2 separate regions of the Homo sapiens genome follow, and region 2 is linked to region 1. The links are chromatin loops, found by intact Hi-C in ENCODE. Cell type or tissue: endothelial cell of umbilical vein. All regions are shown on one strand.

Region 1 (2,500 bases):
CAGAAAGTAAATAACTAGAACAAGGAACAAGCCAGAAAGTGCTAATGCCAGACTTGGAAAATATTCCAATTCCAAGCCTCCTCCCCTGCTTCCAACCCTCAACTCCACCTCCTCTCTTTCCCCCAGGAGGCACCATTACATGAACCAGATCATTCTTCAAACAGGACTGTGGAAAAGTTTGAAGATATTGGAAGTTCAGGCTCAGGGATAAATTCTAAGGAGTATTAAGAAAGTCATAAAAGTGCAAATGGATTTCTCATCCCCAAGCAACTGCCAGAGGGCAGAAGTGACTGAGGTGATTAACTATGCTACCCCACAGAGCCAAAGTGGTTTGGCCACAGGTGGCAGGGGAGTGTCCTCAGTCCAGAAAATAAAGGAGAATGGGAGTATTTTCATCTAACAGCTAAACAGAGGCATGTTTTTAAACCCTGTCTCAAATAATCAAATACCATTCCAAAACTGCATTCCACTTTGAGGAAGGGGCAGTGTTTGTTCCTTTGGTTTTCTGTATTTCTGCATTTCAATTAATTTGTTAAAGTTTAACAAATTAATGCATCCTGTTCTGGTACATGATGCATTCAGTCCTATGGCTATAGGCAAAGGGCTGCTCAATGATAAAATTAGTCCATCTTATGAGGTGTACGATCTTAGTCAATTTATTTAAGTCTGGGTTTTTTTCATCAGTACCAGCAATATGGTTAGGAGATTCCAGGATTTCTAGTCTCTGGATTTGAAGCCAGCCCTCCCAGAATTAAAATCATGTGCTTCCCCTCACATCTATCATGCAAAACCCTCACCAATATTTTTTCTTTTTCAAATGAGTGGAAGTTCTTATTTTGTATTCTTTAATCAGCTGAACAATAACTCACAACCGTTGGACAAAATTGTTTTGCATTATTTAGTAGTAAGGTATTTAATTTAAAAAAACTTGATACATGCTACTTGCATCTCATTAGCATTCTAACGATGTATTCAGCAAATTGTTGTTGAACACACACTAAGTGCCAGGCATTGTGCCCAGGCAGCCATAAAACAATGGACAAGACAGACTCCCCAGGAAGTTTACAATGGTAGTTACTTACAGCTTTTGTTAGCAGCCAAAAAGACAGAGACCCCAACTACTTTGGATTTCTCCATATCCCCTAGGACATAGCTTGGTACACAGTAGACATTTAATAGTCTTCCGAATTTAACTTCAACAATTAATCATCCAGTTAAAAATGTCTACTTTTCTCCAATTAGATGATACTCTACTTATGCCCACTAGGTGGCGATCTTGCTTATAGTTTGCCCACGCTGAAAGAGGCTGCCTTTCAAATAAATACATATATATCCCAGTAGAAGTTAAACCAAAAGACAAAAAAATTAAATTTATTGAGTGCTTATTTAGTGTAATATACTATGTTAGGTGGTATAAGAAATAAAAAAATAAGACATAGTCCCTGCCTGCTAGGGAAAGATGAGGAGGGGCTTACATAGGCCAAAAAAATAAGACCTTTGAATGGATTAATATATTTCGATGCAACCATATGGGAGCCATAGTAATCTCATTATCAGATAAGAGTTATAAAATGGCATGGTATAGCCACCATGTGGTTGGGAACAGATTCAACAGTTCATCCAGTATGTACTTAACCACACCAGTGAAAACACTTGACTGTATCCTGGGTCAGTGCTGCAATACTCCAAATGTGGTTTTTTGATGCCTCTGCTCAGCCATAAACATAAGAGTGTCTGCTTTATCACCCTGGAACGCTCTATCACCCTAGAACGTTTTTTCTTTGGAGAATAAAACATAATCAGTGCCAACTGATGAGGTAGTCCAGTTGAAAACCCCCATGTGCACCTGATGGGAAGATGAAAGGAGAGAAAAGATACACACCATGTAAGGAAACAGATTTCAAACTCTGGCCTTTGAGAGGTGGATTCCACCATGCCCCTGATCTTGTGTCTACCCTGGGAATCTCAGTGTGGATCTGGGACTCATTCTGATACAGAGAGGTAAGGGAGGGCCGACTGGCATCCAAGTTTTCCTGGTAAATGTAACCCAGAGGTGGCTGGAAGATGTGTTGGGGTGAAGAGGTTGTTCATTTTGTTTTCTTTGCTCCTTCACCACCTCCCTCCCCCACCACCACCACCATTTCTTTTTCCCTTAAATCGTAAAAGCAGTAAATCAAATGCAGTATGGGATTGAGGTTTTTTTCCTTTCCATTTGAAAAATCCTTTTAATTGAAAAATCACATTTGGGGAACAAAGTGGTCAAATGACAGTGAATTTCAAACTTGAGAATGCTGACTTGATTAAAAAAAAAATACTGATCTTTCTTAATGGAGGGAAAATCAAGTGCATGCGGCCAGGAGACCTGAGTTTGACTTTTAGCTTCGCCCCTTGCTAATTGTGCAATCCTGAGCAACACCCATCCCTTCTCTGTGCCTCAGTTTCCTCATGGACAAAACGGTATCATTTCTTTCGAAAAGTCGTCCCTGACTCCCCTCTCCCC
Region 2 (2,500 bases), 330 kb after region 1:
CTTTCTTTCAGCCAGGTGGAGTTTGTGTAAATAAACTCAACCCTTTTGAGGGGTGGATTTTAGGGATGCAGTTCTATTGTTTTGACAAATGTATACAGTTGTGTAACTACCTCTATAATCAAGATTAGAACAGTCCCACTGCCCCCAAAAGTTTTAATTTATTGATCCATTTATCAATTGATGGACACTTGAGTTGTTTCCAGTTTTTGGCAATTATTTGCGTTAGTCTTTTGCTTTTTTTGGGTGGGGGATCAGAGAGAGTGGAGCACAGAAGTGTCATCCCCTTCTTCCACCATCTAAGTCTTTTGGGGCTTTTCACCAGTGCCCTCTGGAAGCAAGTGCATTGGTGCAGCTATATTTTTTGCATTTGGGTATCTGCCTTTCATGACCTTTTCCTTTTTTTAATTTTATTTTTTCCAAATTGGGTCCCAAACGTTCAACAGGTCAAGGTGGACACTATGCAGACAAAATAACTCATGTGGTCCACGCTGTGTGCATGGTAGGTGTCAGCTGCTCTTACCGGTGGCTCCCGGATCATCAGCCTTGGAATCAGCCACCATGTTGTTAAAAATGCAGAATCTCAGGCTCCACGCCAGATCTACTGAACCAGAGTCAGTATTTTAACAAGATCGTCAAGTGTGCCGGATGCATATTAAAGTTTGAGAAGCACTGGTATTCCACACTCGCTACTAAAAATATACTACAATTTTCTCATAAGATTTGACCCTTTATTTTAACTTTTTCTCTCTCGGTAGTAAACTCACTTTGTAGTTTGAGTAAAGAACTCAAGTTTTGGTCTGGGCGCTGCATCTCGCTGGGTGTGGAAGCAAAGGCAGAAATGAGAGGGACAAAAGGAAGCAGAGAACAGAGCCCAGGCTGTTAGAAGATCCTCGCGGCCAGACCTGGGAGGCTGAAAGGCTGAGAGACCGAAAGGCTGAACCCTCCGCCGCGCTCGGCGGCCCCTCGGAGTCAGGACACCCAGGGTAACATGCGGGTGGCCACGCGCAGCCCAGGCGCTTGCAAAACTTAGCGGAGCCGGGCCGGGGCCGGGCCCGGGGAAGGCGGGAGGGAGGAGGGCCAGGCGGGAGGGCGGGGACGGCGCGGCGAGGGGCGGGGTCAGCGCCGAGGCCGCGGGGGCAGCAACGACGCCGGGCAGCGGGAGCGGCGGCCGCGCCATGTGGCTGCTGGGGCCGCTGTGCCTGCTGCTGAGCAGCGCCGCGGGTGAGTCGGGGGGCGGCCGGCGAACTTCCCGCGGGGCGCGGGGCGCGGGGCGCGGGGCGCAGCGGCCGGGTGCGATCGCGTCCTCTCCCGGGCGCGGGCCGCTCTCCGGGCGTGGGTGAGCGCGGAGGGCGGACCCCGGCGCCGGGCTGGCCCGGACCCTGCCGAGGGGCCGCCGCGGGGTGCGAGCCGTCCTATTGTGTGGGCGTGCGCGCCGGGTCGTGTTGTGCTGTGTGCGCGGGCGGGGCTCTGTGTGCAGTCCGGGTCTGGGGAGCCCGGCGGCTGCCCCGATTGGGCGTAGCTCGAGTGTGGCTGTGTGTGTGTTGTGTGTGTTGAGGAACGGAGGCGGGGAAAGGAAAGGAGAGGAGAGGAGAGAACTCTTCCCTGGTCTCATCTTCCCAGACGCCTGGTCGCGCGCGGCTGCGTTAGCCTCCTCTGGGCCTCTTCCCGAGTCTCTGGCGTGCACTCCGTGCCTCAGTTTCCCCACCTGCACCGCGGAGGGAGTAGCAAAGCTGCTTCCTTTCATTCCTCTCTGGGACTGTTTGGTTTGGGTAAAGTGAGTTGAAGCAAGGCCGGATCTGGGAATTCATTTTTCCCCACTGATCCTGGGAACCGAAGCTTTATTTAAGACGTCTGACCACCCTACTTGCCCCGCGATGGGCGCCCTGACCGGCGAGGGGCCCTGGGAGAGGACACGGGGCTTCATCCGGCGGCCCTTTGAACCTGGCATCACCACCGCGTGTGCATCCCGGGGCCTGGACCGCAGCAAGCCTCTTTCCCTTCCAGACAGCGTGCTGTTCCCAGGAACTTTTCTGCTGATGTGGGCATGATCCGAATTCCAGCCTGGGAGCCCTTCCTCCTCTGCCCCTGCCCGCCGCCCACAGCTGTCAGCTGTCCCTCCTGGACTGGGCCCGCCCTTGGCCCCTTGACGTTTATTTCTGGGCATCTGATGCCTAGAATGTGGGTGACAGGGCCCAGTGAACTTTCTTCAGCAGAATCTTGCCTGCCTGGTGTTTGTGCCATCCACATGTCCAATAGCTGCCCTATTTTGCCAAGTGCTTCTAGCAGCTTGGCTGTCGAGGTGTCTTTGGTGGCCTGTGGGTTTGCTAAGTTGAGGCTCACTTCATTCTTAGCTGTGCCTTGGAGTTATGAATGCGTTAAAGGGATATCTCCTCTCTTCCTTGATGTCCCTGGTCCTGGGCATCCTCACAGCCCACTGGGCAGCCTTTCCTGCTCTCAGACCCATGACATCATCTCCACTCCTCTGATACCCCATTTAGAT

What was found. Peaks named below come from ENCODE experiments on the same cell type or tissue, not always from the same donor. Only the 100,000 strongest peaks of a DNase experiment are listed, where the experiment ranks them.
Region 2: it touches region 1 in a loop (5-fold over the local background); 22 of 110 quality-filtered maps call a loop at or near these places.

The regions. Positions count from the first base shown.
Region 1 is chr11:35,615,097-35,617,596 of GRCh38, forward strand. No RefSeq gene overlaps it. Among named protein-coding and RNA genes, the nearest start is that of FJX1, 2.1 kb to the right of the region's middle. In endothelial cell of umbilical vein, a CTCF peak has its summit at 1,249 (motif pointing right); a DNase peak (open chromatin) is centred at 1,285; H3K27ac peaks cover 81 bases; H3K27me3 peaks cover 263 bases.
Region 2 is chr11:35,942,924-35,945,423 of GRCh38, forward strand. It overlaps LDLRAD3 (low density lipoprotein receptor class A domain containing 3), which reads left to right and starts at 1,139. Exons shown (of 6, transcript NM_174902.4): 1 at 1,139-1,221. The coding sequence starts at 1,176. RefSeq lists a silencer at 1,050-1,489. In endothelial cell of umbilical vein, no CTCF peak of the experiment used is centred here; DNase peaks (open chromatin) are centred at 908 and 1,498; H3K4me3 peaks cover 1,540 bases; H3K27ac peaks cover 909 bases.